Linked DNA regions of Homo sapiens: region 1 is linked to region 2. Evidence: chromatin loops called from intact Hi-C (ENCODE). Cell type or tissue: heart right ventricle. All regions are shown on one strand. Each heading gives the region's core, and the rest is flanking DNA. Links, peaks and the distances in the headings are about the cores only.

Evidence for each region. Hi-C counts contacts between places; a loop is a spot of excess contacts. Peaks named below come from ENCODE experiments on the same cell type or tissue, not always from the same donor. Only the 100,000 strongest peaks of a DNase experiment are listed, where the experiment ranks them.
Region 1: it touches region 2 in a loop (2.1-fold over the local background); 1 of 110 quality-filtered maps calls a loop at or near these places.

Annotation. Positions count from the first base shown.
Region 1 is chr14:58,820,598-58,831,898 of GRCh38, reverse strand. LINC01500 (long intergenic non-protein coding RNA 1500) reads right to left here and starts at 3,611. Exons shown (of 6, transcript NR_110547.1): 1 at 3,344-3,611. It also overlaps the pseudogene TMEM98P1. In heart right ventricle, for the core only: a CTCF peak has its summit at 4,832; no DNase peak of the experiment used is centred there.
Region 2 is chr14:58,695,921-58,707,221 of GRCh38, reverse strand. No RefSeq gene overlaps it. Among named protein-coding and RNA genes, the nearest start is that of DACT1, 64 kb to the right of the region's middle. In heart right ventricle, for the core only: no CTCF peak of the experiment used is centred there; a DNase peak (open chromatin) is centred at 5,870.

The sequences.
Region 1 (11,301 bases), core at 2,753-6,752, 130 kb before region 2:
TTACAAAGAAACAAATATATACTTAAGAGACAAAACTGACTTGAAGCACTTTAATATATATTTACATGCAATTTATCTCTAAGGAAAGGTAAAGCTACAGTGGGGATAAAAACGTATTACAGCCCATTCTAATTGTGATTAAAGTAGGACTGATAGTTCATAATCTTGACTAGGTTAACCCTGACCTTCTTACTTGGTAAATTCCTGCTGTTCAGAATTAGCATGATAGGACCGGGCACGGTGGCTCACGCCTGTAATCCTAGCACTTTGGGAGGCTGAGGCAGGTGGATCACGAGGTCAGGAGTTCCAGACCAGCCTGGCCAAGATGGTGAAACCCCGTCTCTACTAAAAATAAAAATAAAAAAAATTAGCCGGGCATGGTGGCAGGCGCCTGTTATCCCAGCTACTCGGGAGGCTGAGGGAAGAGAATGGCTTGAACCCGGGAGGCGGAGGTTGCAGTGAGCCAAGGTCACACCATTGCACTCCAGCCTGGGTGACAGAGTGAGACGCCATCTCAAAAAAAAAAAAAAAAGAAAGAGCATGATAGCACATAACCTCTTTCTCAGCATTTATCACAGTTAAAAATTGTGTGTGTGTGTGTGTGTGTGTGTGTGTGTGTGTGTGTGTGTGTGTGTACTCCATGAGGACTCCATGAAGGACTAATTTTTTTCCCCCTTCAGCTAGTACCTACAAAGAACCTAACACTTCCTACTTTCCTACTAGAAAAATATTGTGAATGCAATACAATTAAATATATTTTTAAAATATTTTAATTCAGACTTTCCACTAAATATTGGTTACAATGAATGACAGCAAAAGGTGCAACAAATCACCAAAATAATAATAGTAACAACTTACGGGAAGGAAAAAATAGTATTCTGGTAAAATATCAACAACCACGGACAATGTTAAGATCCCTTTGCTTTAACATTAAAATGATTTTTTAAAATAGTAAATCTCAAAACTCCCTAATGCTACGGTTATATAATTGTAAATACCTTAACATATTATCCAATGAGCTATGTTTTCACAAGAATTAAACCAGTTTTAAACTCCTTGATCTTTATCGGCAAAGAAAATATATTGCTTTTCTCTGTCTGAATCTTTCTGTGCATATAAACCACCTTTCCATCAGCGAATGCCTCCATTCTCCTTGGGTCATTTTGCTTCAGCCCACTGGTCTTTCTGCTGTTTGATCAACCTCAGCCTGGTCCCACCTCAGAGCATTTGCACTTGCTGTCCCCGCTTTGCAGAGTTTGTCCCTTCTCTTCATTCTGGTCTCTCCAGAAAGGCTTTTCTTGACCACTCCAATGATGTTCATGCCTACTTACTTCCTAGCACACTAACTTGTTTTATTTGCTTTCTGGCACTTATCCTCATCTAAAATGATCTTATCTGTGGGCTCAGTTGTTTGTAGACCTATTTCAGTGCTCCCTTACAAGAATGCAAGGTCCTTCAGAGCAGGGGACTACATCTGTCTTGTCATGTTCACAGCCCGAGTGCCTAGCATGGTACCTGGTATGTAGTAGGTACTCAATAAATTTTAGTGAACGAATGGATGAGCAGAAAAACAGATGAGGGAGTAAATGAATCATCTTTGCTATGTAATATCAAAACAGCTTGATAACATATTCTTAATGGGGTGAGATAATAGCATGTAAAGTTGGCTATTAAAAGTATCTAATGTCAACTGAGTTGTCCAGCTGTCTAGGAACTTAATACCTCAGGTTAGCATTTACAGTCTGCATGCATTTCTTTATTTGGTTCCCACAACTATCCCATAAGTATACAGGGAAAGGACGGAGGCAGGATCACTTATGTTTTTACAGATGAAGAAACTGAGTTCAGAGAGGTTAAATTATTTTCCCAAGCCATGCATGTAACAGGCAACCAGACTAGGTCCCCAGCCTAGCCTTTTACAGCTTCGCTGCTACCCCAGCCAGTGTTTGTTTTATTTCCAAACAAATCATTCGTTATTTATTTATTCTTTCGATTAACCTAGATTGAGCATTTATGATTGTAAAGGGCTCTCTCACACACTATGCACACATAAAGACATGCAGACAACAATGTTTTTCTCTGGAAGAACAAAGTGCACAAATGACTCACCAACCTAAATATATCTGAGCTAAGAGTCTAATTAGCAGAAAAACCTCAATGTTACAAAGGTAGGTAACCTGTCTTGTGTAATAGTGGGATGGGCCTCCAGGAAAATGACATTGTAGCTCTCCCTCCAAGGATGGATAGAATTTCAATAAGGGAAAAGAAGAGAGGTGACTTTCTAAGAAAAGGGAATAAAATGAAACAAGGAAACGACTTGTTTTCGAAATCTAGTATGGAGTTAATTGAAGGAAGTGTTTGAATAGAAGGGAAACATTAGAGATAAGACTAAAATTGATGTTAAATGACTGTTGCTGTTTTTTGCCTTTAACATATCAAAATGGGTTCTTTTGACCCTTGCAAAATGCTAAAGCAGTTGCCATAGAAATACAGTAGTCATATGCCATAGAGGAAGCTAGGCATCTCAGCTGGTGGCAGGGCCAAGACAATTCATATTAATGCCTCAAGGTTCAAAATTTTCAAATTAAGAGAGGTTTATGGTCCAATTTATTAATGTTTAAAGTTTGAAATTAATATTTACAGTTTGAAATCTTTAATGTTTAAAGTTGAAATTTAATGAATTAAATGCTTGGTAAGAAATATCTACTTATGGTTGAATATATATTTGCACCCAGAGAACGTTAATTTAACTTTCATGAAAGTAGAAAGTGAGAAAAATATTTAAATTTGCTTGAAAAAAATGTAATAACAAGGAATATTTCTATGATTATCATTTAGTTAGTAAGACCTCATGTCTATACATCTAAATAGATCCACAGAGATATAGGGGCATTGATAAATAATGAGAGATTAATAGTAGTGATAATAATTATCTGAGAAACAACAGTGATTATTGTTCAGCTTCTTGAGCACCTAATACACGCCAGTTAACTTATACATATTCTTTCTAATGCTCACAAAGACGCTATAGGCTAGATAATATTATCCCATTTCATAGGTGAAAAACTGAGGCTTATAGGGATTAAGAAATTCACCAGAATCACTCCAATGGTAAATAGAGACACTGAGCTTGGACCCATATTTAACCCACCACAATTCTTTTTTGCCTACTATGCTGCCTCTGGAATACTGCGAAGCATCTAATGGGCCTTGGTAAGGCTTTCTTTCCTTTGTCTGGAATAATGGTTCATAAATATTATAACATACAGATAAAGCTCAAATAATGTACCATTTACGGGATGAAACTTAAGAGCTCTAACAAAGGAATTAAAGAAAATAATACCGCTGACTTTGCCATCCGCGGGGCCGTCGTGGGAGCGCAGCGGGATGTGCCCCGGAGCTGCAGCTTGAGGCCCTCAGGTCTCTGGAGGTGTCGTGGAGGAACCTAGCTCCTGCCATCCTCTTCCCCCAGTTTGCCACTTCCAGCAGCCTTAGCCCATGAGGACGATGTGAACGGGACTGAGTCAGGAGCTCCCCGGAAGCATGGAGACCGTGGTGATAGTTGCCATAGGTGTGCTGGCCACCATCTTTCTGGCTTCGTTTGCAGCCTTGGTGCTGGTTTGCAGGCAGCGCTACTACCAGCCCCGAGACCTGCGGCAGCGCTATGATTCTAAGCCCATTGTGGACCTCATCAGTGCCATGGCGACCCAGTCTGAGCCCTCTTAGAACTGGATGACGTTGTTATCACCAACCCCCACATTGAGGCCATTCTGGAGAACAAAGACTGGATCGAAGATGCCTCGGGTCTCATGTCCCACTGCATTGCCATCTTGAAGATTTGTCACACTCTGACAGAGAAGCTTGTTGCCATGACAATGGGCTCTGGGGCCAAGATGAAGACTTCAGCCATTGTCAGCGACATGATTGTGGTGGCCAAGTGGAACAGCCCCAGGGTAGATGATGTTGTGAAGTCGATGTACCCTCCGTTGGACCCCAAGCTCCTGGACACAGGGACGACTACCCTGCTCCTGTCTGTCAGTCGCCTGGTGCTGGTGACAAGGAATGCCTGCCATCTGACGGGGGGCCTGGAGTGGATTGACCAGTCACTATCAGCTGCTGAGGAGCATTTGGAAGTCCTTCGAGAAGTAGCCCTAGCTTTTGAGCCAGATAAAGGCCTCCCAGGCCCTGAAGGCTTCCTGCAGGAGCAGTCTGCAATTTAGCGCCTACAGACCAGCAGCTAGTCCTGAAGACCCCTGCCGCCATCACTGGGTGGCTCAGATTAGCCTTCCACTTTTTCCTGTAGAATTAGTTGTTCTCCACGGCTCAAGAGTTCAGCTGTGTGTGCATAGTAAAGCAGGAGATCTCTGTCAGTTTGTGCCTCTGTTGCAATTGCAAATTGTGGCTTGTGAGTGGCAGTCTAATACCACAGTTAGGGGAGATGCCATTCACTCTGCACAGAGGAGCATTGAAAACTGGTGGACTGTCAGCTTCATTTAGCCTACCTAGTGTTTTCAAGAAAATTGAACCACCATCTAAGAAATCAAGAGGTTTCACATCAAAATTAGAATTTCTGGCCTCTCTCGATCAGTCAGAACGTATGGCAATTCTCATCTGCTTTTCAGAAAAGGACAATCAATCGAAGCTAAATAGGGGTTGCTCCTTTTGGCAAGACTTGTACTCTCTCACCTGGCCTATTTCATTTATTTGTATTATCTGCCTGGTCCCTGAGACGTTTGAGTCTGTCCTCCCCCTTACAGGTTTGGGTTTGAAGATGAGAACTACAAAGCTGATTATTTCTTATCATTATGCCTGCAATTTTACCTAGCTACCACTAGGTGGATAGTAAATTTATACTTACGTTTCCAAAAAAAAAGAAAAAATAAAATAATACCATGCAATATAAAGCTTGTGCAAGCAAGCAAACAAAGAGATTTTAAAAATCATTCTTAGTTGATGGGCGATTTGATAGTCATTTATACCTGGCACTGGTATAAATGAGAAAATAGATGCCCAGTTTTATTATGATTTAATTATTTTATTCTACTACTAGCACCACTATAAAAGCAACGTAGTTTCAATATGACCAAACCAAGATTAATAAATTACTCAATAGTCATCATTAGTAGAGGGAAAAGATCTTAACTGGTATAAATTATTAAATGCCAAGATAGCAAGTCTGAAAAATTTAACAAGGGGTATAACTGTTTCTTCTTGAAGATTCTTCACAATAGAGAATCAAGACTATGTAATTTTCAGTTCATTGCAATTAGCTTTAGGACACCTTTAAAACCTAAAATGAATATTTTGTGGGTAGTATAATTCATTTCAATAAAGCCTCCTTCAGTATAATTCATTTCCATAAAGCATCCTTCATTTACATGTTATTTGGATACCAATTGGGCAGGACCTTCCTGGGAGGCAATGCAGCCTGGTTGTTAAGAAGACAGATTTGGCCGGGCGCGGTGGCTCACGTCTGTAATCCTAGCACTTTGGGAGGCCGAGGCACGTGGATCACGAGGTCAGGAGATCAAGACCATCCCAGCTAACACAGTGAAACCCCGTCTCTACTAAAAATACAAAAAATTAGCCGGGCGTGGTGGTGGGCGCCTGCAGTCCCAGCTACTCGGGAGGCTGAGGCAGGAGAAGGGCGTGAACCCAGGAGGCGGAGCTTGCAGTGAGCGAGATCGCGCCACTGCACTCCAGCCTGGCTAACAGAGCAAGACCCCGTCTCAAAAAAAAAAAAAAAAAGAAGACAGACTTGAGTTCCCATTCGTCCCCATCAGTTACTAGCTGTCTTAGCACACAGTAGATAACTTTCTAAGCCTTAGTTTTTTCATCTGTGTGAAAATGATAATAACAGAATCTACCCCATTGGAATTGTTATAAGGATCAGGGAAGAGAATACAAGTGAAGTTCTTATTTCAGTGCCTGGCCAGAATGAATCTTCAATAAATATTTGTGGTTGCTCTTTTCATTATGGAAAGGCAGAACGATGTAGCAGAAAGCACATAAGATTTGGATTCAGACATACCTTGGATAGGATTAAAAAGGCCCTATTCAGTTACTTACTATTTATGGAACTAAGCAAATGCGGAACTGTTGTCCAGGAATGGAACCTTAGAAAGGCTGAACTCTTTCTTGGAGGGGGAGAAAAGTAAAACCAGGATGGATCTCAGGGAAGGGAAGTAGATTTTTTTATAGGAAAGACATAATAATGTACAAGTTATCATATTAAATCTTTTTTTTTTTTTTTTTTAAGAGACAGAGTCTCACTCTGTCACCCAGGCTGGAGTGCAGTGGCGCGATCTTGGCTCACTGCAACCTCCACCTCCCAGGTTCACCCACCATTCTCCTGCCTCAGCCTCCCGAGTAGCTGAGACTACAGGCACACTCCACCACGCCCGGCTAATTTTTGTATTTTTAGTAGAGACGGGGTTTCACCGTGTTAGCCAGGATGGTCTCAATCTCCTGACCTCGTGATCCACGTGCCTCAGCCTCCCAAAGTGCTGGGATTACAGGCGTGAGCCACCGCGCCCGGCCCATATTAAATCTTGAAACTTGACCAAAATATTCCATTTTTGAACAGAAATAAAAAGACATACAGCAGGAAGCTGGCAGAAAAAAAAAAGATTTTGGATCTATACAGCTAGAATGCACCATTGAGAATTACATTCAGTTGTTTGAATCGCTGGTGCTATGAATATGCTCCACAACCTCAATAAGCTTAGAAAGAATGCAGGTCAAAAATCTCTGCCAGTCCTCAAGCCCCGACTTCCAATTTTGAGACCATCTAAAGAGAGAATGATAAATATCTGCACACATCGTGGGTTGCATCACAGGAGAGGGATCCTGCTCTGAGGAAGCCCACAATTTTCACAATGGATAGCATCAGCATATCTGCCTTTTTCTTCAGAGGAAGATACTATCTTTATTAGATTAGATTCGAAGCATGCCTGCCCTTTGCTCAAGAGAGAGACAGTAACTTCAGGCTTATCTCTAAACACATATTCTTGAAAAGACAATATATCTGCTATCTGTAGGCAGTGTCTTTGCTCACAAGACATGCAGAAACATGAGAGACCCATAGAAAATTGTCACCCACCAATGTAACAAGACAATGTATACAAAAGCTTCTCAAGTCATCCTTTTGGGAAAGAAAATGCCATGCAAAAAAACAAAAACAAAAAAAACCAAAAATCTCTTAAGATTGTGCAACCTGTATATCAAGGCTTCATTTTGCCCACCATAACTTGCCATTGCCTGAAGCCAGGCTGATCACTGTGGGAGCCAGCACTAACAATTTACTGAATGTCAGCTTCCCCAAGCCAGAAAATGCCCCTTCTGATCTGCCAGATGGTTTGGGGCCTGATGCTTGGCATCCTCACAGCTGCCGCAGTCGTGTTCCTTGGAGTGGGTGAGTGATACCTTGGATAATGAAAAATGATTGGTAATTTCTTTTACCTGAAGCCTATTCTCTATCAACATGCTGTGAAGAATCAGAAGTCTGCCTATTTCCAACCCACTCTACAATTGAGCCATTGTAGTGGAAAAAGCATCACAGTTCTGACTGGGAGTTTCCCTAGGAAACCCTGGCTTGTAGGATTCCAGAGAGATGACAGTAGGAACTATGAAGAAGAGGCAGATCTCGCAACCTGCCCTGCTGCTCCTTGCTTGGAAGTAGAAGGTTGCCAGACAAGGATGGTCTGTGGCTAAACTGTCCTATAGGATTCCTGTTTCAAAGCCCTGCCCTTTTTCAAGGGGCCTCCTTCCCTTATTACATTCTGCAGTCTATCTCTTCAGGATCCATTCTTTTTTTTTTTTTTTTAAGACAGAGTCTCACTCTGTCGCCCAGGCTGGAGTGCAATGGCAGGATCTCGGCTCACTGCAACCTCCACCTCCCAGGTTCAAGCGATTCTCCTGCCTCAGCCTCCAGAGTAGCTGGGATTACAGGTGCACACCACCATGCCCAGCTAATTTTTGTATTTTTAGTAGAGACGGTGTTTCACCATGTTGGTCAGGCTGGTCTCGAACTCCTGACCTCATGATCCACCCACCTCAGCCTCTGAAAGTGCTGGAATTACAGGTGTGAGCCACCTTGCCCAGCCAGGATCCATTCTTACATGAGCATCAGATACCAAACAAATTTTGTCTTTGTGTGGTTTTAGGCAATCTCTGGTTGGAGGAAGAAGACTTGATTTTTAAATTTATTCTAATGGAGAAATAAGTCACTTACCAAACATTTGCATAGCATTTGCCATGTGCCAGGCACTGTTCGAAGTGCTTGACATATATTTACCCATTCAGTTGAGGTCATTGTCCTCACATTATAAATTAGGAACTACGGATATATTAAGTAACTTGTCTAAGGTGACACAAATAAGTGGCACAGCTAGGATTTAAACCCAGGCAGTCCTGTGACAGAGTCTGGGCTCTTAGCCACTACCCAAGAAAGCTTGTGGGAGAAGAGAGTATTACCCCCATAGACAGATGGCTCCACCCTATCAGCTGAACATAACAGTACTTATTGGTAAATTAGTGGCTTTTTCATGTGTAGTAGGGAGCAAAACTGAGTTAATTTAGACTAAGTGAAAGCTAACCCCAGCTAAAAGGCAGATAGTCAACTATTCTTTCAGAGCATAGATAAGGCAACAAAAGTCACCCATCTAAAGTGATAAGCACAAAGATCCCTTAAAAATAAACAATTAATAAGATAAGGCTGAGTTTTATTTTTTCAAATATTTCAAAGCACATCCCCTGAAACAATGACAAATGACATCTCCATCAAGCTCATGGTAATTGAAGCTCAGAGCTCATAAGTCATCGTCAAGAGGCCAATATGGCATCTTGCACCTGGCACATTTCCTTCTGAAGGGACAGCTGCAGGGCATCTGTCCTTCCCATTTCAAAGGCAGGACACCCCTCATCTCTCAGAAATTATCTGAAAAGAGCTATCCTAGATTCAGGGTTCAGGGACAATCATATGACGCTAGCATCATCTCACTCTGGAGAATCAGACTTACCAATTCCCAATTGTATTTCCTTGTTTTCCTAGAATGATTATTTGAAACCTTTCTCTGCCACCTTTACACCGTGCTCCTAAACATCTAGAGCTAAAAAGTAACTCGAGGAAAGTAATCAAAAGCTGTGTTGCTAATTCTTATGTAACCATAGCATGTATGCAGCTTGCAACCCCCTCAACAGTTTACTGTCCATAAAATTACATTTTTTAGTTTCATTTATCATTTGTGGTCTATTCTGCATTTATCTGGCAACAGATAAAGAACCTTGTGATTGCCCAGACCCTACCATCACTTTCTTCACACACACACACACACACACACACACACACACACACACACACATTTAAAATCACAGAAATCAGACCAGGTATGGTGGCTCACACCTGTAATCCCAGCACTTTGGGAGGCTGAGGCCAGTGGATCACTTAGTGTCAAGAGCTCAAGACTAGCCTGGCCAACATGGTGAAACCCCGTCTCTACTAAAAATACAAAAAATTAGCCAGGCATGGTGGCCCATGCCTGCAATCCCAGCTACTTGGGAGGCTGAAGCAGGAGAATCGCTTGAACCTGGGAGGTGGAGGTTGGAGTGAGCCAAGATGGCACCACTGCACTCCAGTAGGTGACATAGCAAGACTCTGTCTCAAAAATGTAAAAATTAAAATAAGACTGGAAGCGGTGGCTCACACCTGTAATCCTAGCACTTTGGGAGGCTGAGGCAGGTGGATCACCTGAGGTGAGGAGTTCAAGACCAGTCTGGCCAACATGGTGAAACCTCAACTCTACAAAAATACAAAAATTAGCCGGCCATGATGATGGGTTGCAGTGAGCCAAGATCATGCCGTTGCACTCCAGCCTGGGTGACAGAGTCAGACTCCATCTCAAAAAAAAAAAAAATTTAAAATTAAATAAAATCACAGAAATCAAAGAGACCTTATAGATAATTCAGTTTACCCTGCTCTTGAGGTCCTGAGAAATTTTTATATCTAGTTGATCATTATATTAGTTAGGGCCCTTAGTTGCAAGCAACAGAACTTCACCTCAAATTAGTATAAGCAAAAGGGAGAATAATCACTACAAAGATACAGGGGTACCTCAAGGAACCCAAGGACAGAAATATAGCCAGGCATCAGAACCAGATGGAACTGGGGTTCAAGCCTTGTCCGGAGCCTTGCTGCCTCTTTCCTCTACTCTAGCTGCTCTACTGCGCTTGGCTCTCTTTCCTTCTCAACCCACTTCCTTAACTTCCTCATGAATTCCAAAGATTCCAAGGAATAGACTCACTGACCTAGTCTAGTTCAGGTGCCCATCCTTGAAAAAATTACCTACAGACCAGGAACCGGCCACATGGTGACTGCTTCCCCAGCAACAATATAGTTAAGAGGAAAATTCTCAGAAAATGTATTTGGGACAAGATATTCCAAATGAATACACATACACTCCTCAATCTTAGTTGAGTTGCCTTTTCTGCTTCATCTCTTATCTCACTTTTTGCAAATTAATAATATAAATATATTTAGAATCTCATTCTACAATGTTTTTGTTCATGATTATTATTTGTTGAGGGCCTTTTATGTAGCTTAACAACTACATCATTTCATTTAATCTTCACAATAGCTTGGGGGAAAAAAAGGTAATATTAGCTCCATTTTACAGATCCAAAAACCGAGTCTCAGAAAAGCAGAGTGGATAAGAGCCCAAATCTAGTAACTAAGAATTGAAAAGGAGGAAGATGAGCATGAGCACATGAACGAAGAGTGTAGTAGTAGAGGGAAATGAATGAAATCTCAACCCTAAGCTTGAAGAGAAGAAAAGTGCACGCGCAGATGAAACAGAAGTTCAAGACACCAAAATTCATTTACTCATATGAAAGAGAAAGACAGAACTGGGCTAATTTTAAGAACCTGAAGGCAAGGCCAGCTTATAGAATTTAAGAGTACTAGTCAAAGTTTCCAGGCCCCCCAACAGCAAGCAATTTTCAGTTATTCCACTGTTATTTATAATTGACTCGATGGCATAGAGGTCTACAGGTATCTTTTAGAGAAAGTATATAATTATTACAGTCAAAATTAAAAGTTGGAAGTCAATTGGCCATGTTTATCTTTGTATACATTTGGATTGTAGAAAAATTAAACAGGGGTTAACCCAAAAAGATGCATAAGCCATACACTGCTCACTTTGATGCCATCCTGGGCACCTTGGCACTGCAGGCCACTTGTCTTGGAGATGCCTATGCCTCCCCAATAGCAAAAGTTCTGTCACCACTAGAGTAGGTGAAACTGGG
Region 2 (11,301 bases), core at 3,496-7,495:
TCATGGCAATAACAAATGTTTTCCATTTAAAACCTGTACAAAAGTCAAGCAAGACAACACAGTGAAAATGTTAACTTTATTTTTGAAAAACTTTACCTATTACTGTCTTATCTAAAAGTAGAATCAAACAAAATAATAATAATAATTTCATTCATAGCAAGCAGCCAACTTGGTTCTTTCTTGACTCTTTTGCCTTCATGGAAAAATTGGAAGGATATTAGGAAAAGAGGTTTTTTTTTTTTAACTTAAGGATTTTTTTAAAAATTTACCCTTAAATGTTATTGTTCATTTGTGCCAAAGTGTCTCAAGCTCAAATACATCGATCTCTAAAGTGATATAATTATTTGTTGTAGGGGGCTGTTCTGTACATTGTAGAATGTTTCTGGTCTCTAACTGCTAGATATCGGTAGCACCTCCTCCCACTCACACCTGCCTCCCAAATTGTGACAACCAAAAATGTCTCCAGATGTTGCCAAATGCCTCCCCATTGAGAACTACTAAATGCAAGAGCTTGGCTCAAGGAGTCCTGTTTCACATAAGTATGTTCTACAGCAAAGTAATATAGCTGTCAAAATAGGAAATGGAGGCAGTGAAGCCCATCAGCACCATTGCCTATAGGTAGGCACTGAGTGGACAGTTTTGCTTACAGTCCAGCAATGATGGGGCCAGAGGTCCTACCACCACTGCAATGGCCCCTTTGGAAGTGGAGTGTTTGTTAACCAAAAGCTGGCCAAGAAAACTCAAACTTTAATTTTAAAAAATACAAGCTCCTTAATGAGAGCATCAGGAACAATAGCTAATGGATGCTGGGCTTAATACCAAGATGATGGGATGATCTGTGCAGCAAATCACCATGGCACACATTTATGTTAACAAACCTGCACATCCTGCCCACGTACTCCTAAACTTAAAAGTTGGAAATAAAAAAAAAAATACAAGTTCCTTAGCCATATTCAGTCCTTTCTAAACTCCCACAGCTAGGGAACAAAGACTACAGTGTTGCTTCCAACCACATCATCAGCCCATTATCTTCTAATTTAAAGAAAACAAATTCTTTAAATCATGGTGTTTTAAAATGAATTCTTAAAAGGAGTTGTTTTTATTAATAATTCTAGGGATCCAAGTATGCAAAGCTTGTGGGTCCCAGGCAAGAAACTTGTCAGTTTGGGGTCCAAAGAAAAATTGTTTTAAGTACAAAATGAAGTCAGTGAGTCACATTGCCTTCAATCTTAGGCTAACTCATTTAAAATATGAAAGGATTAATCACCACAGATTGGTCAAAAAAGAATCTCAGCTCCTCACTTAGTGTTTTCAGGTAGCTCTGACCAGCCAGTCTCAGTCTCTCACTGTCCAGGTTCCAAAGAGGTGTCATGGTACCAGGATACTGGGGTATATTGGGCACACTTGCCTTGGCAGAGTTTTCTGGTTGCCAACAGGATATTCATCTATCTATTCTTCCCTTTACTAATAAAACTCCAATTTTGTTGGATGTGGCAATTTATCCAACATTTTAAAAAGATACTTTGCCAAGCCTCTTCTGCAGGTAGGGCAGCTGTTTGACCCAGTTCTGGCCAGATAATTAATAAAAAATTACGGATTGAGCTTCCAGTAAAGTGAAAAAAGAGACAAACCAAACTAGCTCATGCCTTTCCCTTTGCTCTTTCCTCTTATTCCTGCCTGAAATGCAGATACCATTCAGGAGATAGAAAAGCCATCTCATGACCACAAGACAATGAGCCCATGTTAAGGATGGCTGAGCAAAAAGACAGAAGGAAATGTGGTCCCTGGTGGAGCCTCTATACCAACACTGGTGTTAGTTCCCTGAGGCTGCTGTAACAAATTATTATAAACTTCGTGGCTTGAAACAACAGAAATGTATTCACTCACAGTCCTGGAGGCCAGACATCTGAAATCAGGCAGGACTGAGATCCCTCTGGGTGCTCTAAGAAAGAATCTGTTTTTTGCCTCTTTCAGCATCTGGTGGCCGCCCCTGGGCTTGTGGCCAAATCACTCCAATCTCTGTCCACATAGTCATATTGCTGCCTCCTATTCTATCTACTCTTCCTCTCCTTCACTCTTCTAAGGACACTTGTCATTGAATTTAGGGTCCACCCAGGTAATCTAGGAAGATCTCAAGATACTTAATTACATCTGCAAAGAACCTTTTCCAAATAAAGTAACATTCACTGTTTTCAGGGATTTGGGCATGGACATATCTTTTTGTCGACAGAGGAGATGACACTTTTCAACCCATGACACCTGGATCACCCACCACAAGTATCCCCATTCATCCTCCTCCAAAAAAAATAAAGCTTCTTATGAGTTTAAGCTACTATTTTTCAAATTTCTGTAACTCACAGCCAAATACATCCCCTAAATAATAGATTGTTTAACTCAGGGAGGAGTTAGGAGTATTTTAGGGATTGATCCTGACCATGGTTTAAAGTACCTGGGTTCTGAATCTCTATTTTGCACTAGTCCACTCTTTTCAATCAATGTGTGGATGCCAGATCATCAGAATTACCTGAGGTGCTTATTTAAAATTCTGATTTCTTGCTCTCAAAATGGATTTGCTGAATCAGAATCTCTGGGAGTTGACCTCTTTAAAAAGTCCCCATGGAGGCTCTTATGGCCATTGAAATCTGAGAACCACTGCAGCCCTTTACGTTATTTACACTGTTTCTCTGAAATTAATTGTTCCGTTTGAACAGTCTTTATCACTTAAGGTGGATCATTCACCTCACATTCTGTTGATGCTGTAGTTAACCCTGTTTAACTCCATTGATTAAGCAAAATCTGTTTCCCTAACAGTGAAAAATTTTATCTTTCTTACATTGAGTCTTTACAGATTTGAAAAGCTACCTGGTAACCTAGTCTAGATTTTTATTTTACATGCTATGTTAAAATGTGCTCTTTCTTACCTACAAATTGCACAGTCAAGTGTGTTATGACACCAGAGCAGAGGAAAAAAGAGAGCACTCAATATACAGTAGGATTTCAACAGAGGGGCACCAGGCACCACAGGGTACACGAAAAACAGAACTTGCCACTGCCAGATTCAAGACTCCATTGGGATTCATAAAATCCCTGGTTTGTGAGGGAGTTTATTGTACATTCCTTTGTTTCCTAATTTGTTTGATTCTTGCTTTTCAACTTCCCTCCGGAGAGCACAATGTGTGCCATTTGGGATCAGGTGACAACTCCAAAGTGTGGCTCCTGACCATCCAATCACCAGTTATAAGTCCTTCCTTAAGCCCCTGCAATTTTGTCACTCACCAAGTGTTAAAGGAGGCCTATTCCCCTCCATCATTTACAGATAATGGAGGAGAAGCAATTATCTGAAGAGTCAGGATTTGAGCTGGGATTTGAACTTCCTGAGCAATACAAGAGTCAAAGGTTGAGCTCCCAATCCCCCAGCTTCCCACTCAGAATTCAGGCTGCTGGTGAAAGAGAGAAAAAGCATAAAACTGAGGTCTCGAGTTGCTATACTCATAACCTCACAGCAAACTGCCAAGGGGACATTGATCTGAATCACATTAAAGGTCAAAAAAAGGATTGTTTTATTTCCTAGAAACTGAGACGGCAGAACCACACCTACCTCAAATCCCTTCCAAATCCCCTCAACCCAGTTAGAAGCCAGCCCTAGATGCGGGGAAGGGGCAGTGAGATTCTTCAGACTTGAAAAGTGTGCTGTGATACATTAACCACTTCCCTGCTGAGAACCTTTGCAGGCTCCAGAGCTGAAATTGACATGTGCTGTTCAACACCACCCCCCGCACCCCCCCACAATGAATATTTGAACCTTTGTTCCTCAAAATGTGCTGGGATTGCTCCTCTGCCAGGCCTTCCCACCCATCAGGGGACCTGCAAACCTATAGCAGAGAAACCACCACACCTACTGCTGTTTCAGACATTGGCCCAACTCCAGGCTGCCTTCCATAGGCTGCAGGGAGGTTCCTCCCTTGGTTGTCTGGTTTCTGTTTAGAGGGCATGGAGCAGGTTAACTCTCTTTGGTCTCCACATGTGCCTAAGCATGCTTAGAAAATGCTACCAAAGTAACAAAGCCCCATTCCTTTCCCACTTGTGTTGAGCTCTGTGTTAAGACTGTTTTTAGCTCTGAAATTGGACAAATTTATCTATCAAAACTCTATTCAGAAGCCAACGAATGCCACCCTAGTCTGAGTAATTTCTTCCTCCTCTGAATTGCTGTAGAATTTCACATCTATATCATTTATATGCAGTATAGGCTGTCTGGTATCTATACATGTCTTATCTCTCCTCTCTCATAGAAGCTTCTGGAAAGCATGTGGTATAATCTTAAATATAAGAAATGAGCAATAATTTTTAGCTGAATTAATGGAATCTTACAGCAACATGTGTTTTCTATTTGGATGCTATCAGAAGAAGTTGTTATTGTGTGGGAAATGATGGATCAATTTTACACATTAGCCCAAAGCAGACTTGACAAAAACATCCCTGACTGAGTCAGCCAGAGACACAATGGTTGCCCCTGCCCCCAACTCATATTCAGAAAGAAACTCTGAGATCTAGGTCTCTCCTGAGAAGATGGGCTGTCATAGTAACCAACACCAAACTTCTAAATGTTGTGAGCTAGACCAGGATAAGCAATGGCACTGAAATTACTTCCTAACATTTGACAATAGCATGTGTGATTGGAGAACTGGCATCAGTGCAGCTCTCTCCCTATTCAGAGGCAGAGAATGAACATAAACAGAAAAATATTGGTTAGATAACTAAAAATAATAGAATCTTGGAATAAAATATCCAGTTGTCAGTAGGATATATTTACACCCATAAGTGAATTTCTTCAAGGTTGCTTGCTCTTCCAAGATTAGATTGCAGCTATGCCAAAGTCTCATTTTTCATGGCGCGCTCCCATCCCCCTGCCACCAGCAAAGGAAATTAAAGGTCAAATGGCTTTTTCAGAAAACAATTTATCTCCTGTTTCTGGGCTGTTCACTAAATAAGAATTTATTGAATGTTACATATGGACCTAACATAACCAATGTTAGGTACCTGTGGTAGTTTGTCTCCAAAGATATCCCTCCAATCATGCTTCCTGGCACTTACACCCCTATGTAAATCTGGGCTCCTCTCCTCTTTAATCTGGGCTCTCACTTTTGAGACCCTGAGACTTCCTTCTAACTAATAGAATGTGGCTGACATGATGCTGCATGATTTCTAAGACTAGGTCATAAGAAGCATACAGCTTCCACCGTGCTTTCTTTGGAGTCCTTGCTTTGAGAAAAGCCAGCCACCAAGTAAGTTCAAATATCCTGAGACTGTATGCTGTGAAGAAGCCCCAGGCAGCCATACAAAGAGAACATGTGAGAGAGAAAGAGAGATCCAGACAGCCTTGAGCTGTGCCAGCTATCTTACATGAGGACTCAGACATGTGAGACCAGAAGTCCTCTTGGATATCCAGCACAGTCAAGCCTTCAGATGACTCTAGTCTCTCCCACCATGTGACTACAACTCCATGAGAAACCTCAAGAACAGCCCAGCTAACACAGAAAAAAAACATGAGAGATAAGAATAAGTTGTTGTAAATCTCTAAGTTTGGGGATGGTACTTAGAGATTTACAGCAACAACTTATTATTAATAGATAATCAAGTCAGCTCCAAATAATTATTTTGTTTTTATTGAAAAACAAAGGCCTTGCCCTTGGAAAACTTAGATTATAGCCAAGGCAGCAACATACCCGCAGAAAGCAACATAAATACTCCACAATATAACTTATCCACAAATACAACAACAATATTTTTCAACTAAGGAACTGCTTTAGGAGGCTTGCAACTGAGTTTGTAAAGGGAGAAAGTGGCACCAGCCTTGCCAAGGAAAGTAGCCAAACCAATCCTGGCAATCGGTGATGGAACAGCTGTCACATGTACAAAAAGAGTCAAGACGGAGCCTAGAAACATTGATAAAATGTAGAGCAGAAAAGTGAGCAGAGAAAAATGGCAAAGGACATTCTAAAAAATATTCAAATGCTCACATTAAAATATAAGCATTTTATTTGTATAAGTACAACTTAAAGCAAGAAACCATTTTTCAATTATCAGAGTGGCAAAGATCTTTTTAAAATGATAATACTCAGGCTTGTAGGTTTTGGTGTAACCCATGTGCCCTTCTGGCAGGAGTGTACTGTAAATGAGTCCAATCTTTTTGCAGGGCAATAGGTAGGCATCAGAGCCTTTAAAATTATCAAATCTTTAACCTGCTATTGGAGTTTTAGAAATTTAACCAGAGGAACAATCAGCTTTTTTTTTTAATGTTGGTTTTGTTTTTTTCTTTTTTTGTTTTGTTTAGAATTTTAATAGACTGAAGGTTAACTCTGTGACAGTATAATTACAGGTCATATTCAAAGTATTTCACAACTGATATGACATAAACACCAACCAATTTATAATTATAACCAACACACCAATCGGTCAGAATGGATATACCAACCAATCAAAACCAATAGACCAACCAATCATAACAGATGTACCAATCAATTAGCCTGAAGGTGTACATAACCCTACAGATAGCCACCACATTGCTGGATATCAGCCAAGAATCCCTCCACGTAACTGAAAATCATGTAACTGTTAAAAATCATTTTTTAGGCCGGGGACAGTGGCTCAAGCCTGTAATCCCAACACTTTGGGAGGCTGAGATGGGAGGACTGCTTGAGTCCAGGAGTTCAAGACCAGCCTGAGCAACAAAGTGAAACCCTGTCTCTACAAAGAAAATCAAAAAAATTAGCCAGGCACGGTGGCACATGACTGTAGTTTCAGCTACTTGGGAGGCTGAAGTGGGAAGATCACTTGAGCCTAGGAGGTTGAGGCTGCAGTGAGCCATGCATGATAAACATGTATTATTTTCATAAGCTATCAGGAAAAAGACACATTATATAAAAGGAGAAAATAAAAGTAATCAGAGAGCTTTGGTTGGTTAAAGTGTATAAAGTTTGAGTTGGACTGATTAGCAGAAATGAAGGCAAGTTCTATTTGAGGATAAAGTATAAGAAACAACAGGAGTTTGGGGATGAGGCTGGACAAAGCATAAAAAGGAGGAATTCTAAGTGATTGAGCAAGAAAACCATGAGAAAAAACAGTGTTGGATGAAGACAATTCTAACTGCTAGGAAGGAGTCTAGGGGAGAAAAGAAAGAAAGAGACAATAGCCAAGAGGGCTTCTACAATATTCCCTTTCATCCAATCAGAATCTTGACTTTAGCAAAAATACTTCTGCTCTTGCAGTGCATCCAGAGTAATTCAACATCTGTTTCATCAACAACTGATATTTGATATCTTCTCCCAGTAAACTCTTTGCAGAAAGAGGACAACAGGAAGGAAGCAGCACAGGAATACTTGTTCGCTGACACCAAAAAAGCAAAGTCAGAATTTTTACTTACCCCAGGGCAAAAGAGTTTTGAGTCAGACAAGCTTTGGGTCAGACCTTTAAAGGCATTCACCCTCTCTTTTAGCTTTTTATTTTGAAATAACTTTAAACATACTGAAAAATTGCAAGAAAAATAGAAAAAACAGCACCCATATACCCTTTACCCACATTCACCTATTATTAACAGTTCACTTGTTTGCTATCATTTGTTGCCTTTCTCTCTCTGATAAACATCACATATATATAATTTTTGAATCACTTAAGAGTAAGTGGTGTACATTATGTGTATTTTCTAAAATTAGGGTGTTCTTCTGTATAACCACGCTGCAGTTGTCAGCTTCAGCAATTTTAACATTGATGCAATAATTTAATCTAATCTATTGTCCATATTCCAATTGGTTGCTTGACCTAATAATGTCTTTTTTCTCCCACACAACAGGATCCAGCCTAGGATTAAGTATTGCCTTTAGTTGTCATGCCTCTTTAATCTTCTATAGCTCATAACATTTACTCATGCACACACAAAAGCATCCCTTTTAATTCAGACATCAGTTTTATTTGAATTACACACTTTCCAAATTAACGTTGCAAGGAATCCCTGTCAATCCACTGCTCCTAGATTTGTCCTCAATGGCACTCATTCTTCCTGATCCCTCCTTACACTGGAACTCCAGGTAGCACAAAGTCTGTTTGGGTGGTAGGTATAGTTATGCCCTCCCAAAGCATTTTTTTTTCTCCTTACCCTTGAAAAGATCTACAACTGCAAATTTTGCGCCAAGTAAATGTGAACTGGCACTATTTATTTAAAAGATTATAGCCTTCAATACATGGCTGGAGAATGCCACACAGACTCTTGTGTAGTGGCCAACTAACAAATCACTCCATTGCCCTAAAATATTTTCTCAATCGCCTCCTCCACCTGTCTCCCTCTGAAGTACCACGAGCTTTTGGCCAACGGAGAGAGCTCATTCCTCTTCGATCACTCTGATAAATGTAGAGCGGAGATGGCTGTGGTTGAAAGGTACAACCTAAACAAAGGCTCCAGATGAGAACTTTGGTGACTATAGTTTATATCTGAGCCTAGTAGACAGTTACTAATCTGTATAAATGCTGTAGTCAAGCCATATGGGTGAGAGAAACGACTACTAAATGGAAATCACCGACACACTGGCGTACTGAAAAACTACACTTCTCCCGATGTCATGGTTTATTTGCATGCAATCCCAGCTAAATCAATATCACCATCTTAATCAAGAGGGAATTACAGGCTGTGGCAGAGAGGTATCATTGTAAATAATTACATCAGAGCCATTTTCAGACACAGTGCACGCTGAGTTGAAATGTTTAAACAGATATGAGAAGAAGGAAAAAAAAAAACCTCAGAGAGTGCTTGAGGGCTGTTTGTGCCCTGAGTGGTGATTCAAGCAGTCATTGTCTTCATGTTCAAACCTTAGAAGGGCAGTGCCCAACTGAGAGTCTAAGGGTCAGGAAAAGAAAACAGTGGCAGCATTGTGGATGTGCACAACATGAATGAAAGATTTTATAATCTTAAGTGAAAATACCTAGGCTTTTTTCCCCTTTTAATCAGAAAACATCATCTCTTTGCATTTTCTAGGAAGAAAAATTCCCTATACAGTTGCCGTGTAAGCCATGGCAGATTTGCAGATTGCCAGAGATCCAGTTTGGAAAGAGGATCACTCTCTGGCTGGCTGGGAACACGTTCATGGAGACCCAGGGCATTGAGCCCAGCTCAGGCTTTTCAGCAGCAAATAGAAATTAAGAGAGGTAGAATGGCAGGGAGAATAAGTCAAATGACATTCATTTATGCCTAAAGTTTTGTCAATCCTTTTTAATCTATCTTTTCCTTTTCCCTAATTTGTATTCTAGTATTTGAGAAAGAAAATCTGCTTAAATTAAGAAAGTTTGAAATGGTGTCTGTGAATGAGGAAATGAGATTTTCTTAACTTCAAGTGCAGGCAGCATCAAAGCAGGAGAGGTGCAGTGGAAGAAACACTGCTTTAAAAAAGAAAAATGACTTATAATTAGCTCTAAGGAGGCAGCTTGAGCCACACTGGCCTCAGCCCATGAGGGCATTGTTTATATGCAAATGATTCCTTCTGAAGCACTGGAAAACACTTCCTTCCCTTGAGGAGGTAAGCATTCTCTTGAAATCTGGTCTATTCTACTCAATTTGGTTTATTTTTTTTCTTGGTATTTCTAAAGTAAATGTCAACTTTAGCTCCTATTGGGAATGAACATAAATTCCAAATTAATCCATTTTCCCTGTTCAAATACCGTCCCATACATATGATGTTGCCATCATGGCTGCTTTGCAGTGGTGCCTTACTAACAGGCTCCCCTGAGAACAAAGTCAGCCAGGACACTTAGAGGATGGGGATGTTGAGGATGCTGGGGTGGGGAGCTTGTAGCAGCTGCAATGAGGCAGAGGAGGCGCTCATTTATGCCTAAAGTTTTGTCAATTCTTTTTAACCTATGTTTTTCTATTATTTTTACTATTATTAACCTTTTTTTAAATCTTTTTTTTTTAATCTATTTTCTTCTATATTTTTTTCTCTGTCCCTATTCTTGGATACATCTGTAGGGGCAGAGCCCAGCCTACCTGGACACTGAGCTGCTCCCATGGGATAGGTATACTTGGGGTCCCCTTGGCAAAGGGCTACCTGCAAAAGGAGAGAATGGCCTTTGCCAATCTCCCACCTAAACAGAGCCTTAGCTCACCTTGCCTAGAAGAGGGTGAAATATGGGCTCTAATTTCTGGGTCCCACCTATGTGTCTTGTATTACTTCAGGCAATAATAAATCTCTGTCAATGAAAGATGCTATTGAAATGTTGCCAACCAAATCTCCCCCTCCACAGGACCTCATTACTCTCCATCTGGCATTCACTGGTCTTTCCCTCTGAGGATCCCCTCAACTCCAAATATCTAATCACCAGATACTGCCAATTTTACATTGGAAGTCTTTCTCTGCTTTGTACTTCTCCCATTCCCAATATGCCTGTTCATCACCTGTCCTCCATCTAACTATTGAGAGAACTGCTGGGCCACACTCCCTGCCTCTGGCCACCAGCCTGCAGCCTAGCCATCACACCACCACCAGAGAGATGGATAGATGGTGGATGGGTGGAAAGAGAGGGTCATGTTACCTAGGACCTAAAACCCTTCAGGTGTGTGTTAGTCAGCTTGGGCTGCCCTTACAAAATACCATAAACTGGTGGGGGTTAATCAACAGAAATCTATTTTCCCGCAGTTCTAGAGGATGGAAGTCCCAGATCAAAGTATTGGCAGATCTGGTTTCTTCAGAGGCGTCTCCTTTTTGATTGCAGATAGCCACCTTCTTACCGTGTCCTGATGTGTTTGCCCCTGTGTGCACATGTCTGGTATCTCTATGTCCTAATCTCCTCTCTTTATAAAGTCACAGTGATATTGGATTAAGGCCCACCCTAACAGCATCATTTTAACTTAATTACCTCTTTAAAGGCCCTACTTCCAAACCCAATGAAATTCTGAGGTACTGGGTGTTAGGGCTTAATATGGCTTGGTTGTGTCCTCCCCCAAATCTCACCTTGAATTGTAATAATCCCCATGTGTCTCGGGAGGGACCTGGTGGGAGGTAATTGAATCACGGGGGCGAATTTTCCCTGTGCCATTCTCATGATAGTGCATAAGTCTCAGGAGATCCGATGGTTTTATAAAAGGGAAGTTCCCCTCCACACACCCTCTTGCCTGCTGCCATGTAAGATGTGACTTTGCTTCTTATTTGCCTTCCACCATGATTGTGAGGCCTCCCAGCCATGTAAACCTCTTTCCTTTATAAATTACCCAGTTTCAGGTATGTCTTTATTAGCAGCATGAGAACAGACTAATACAGGGCT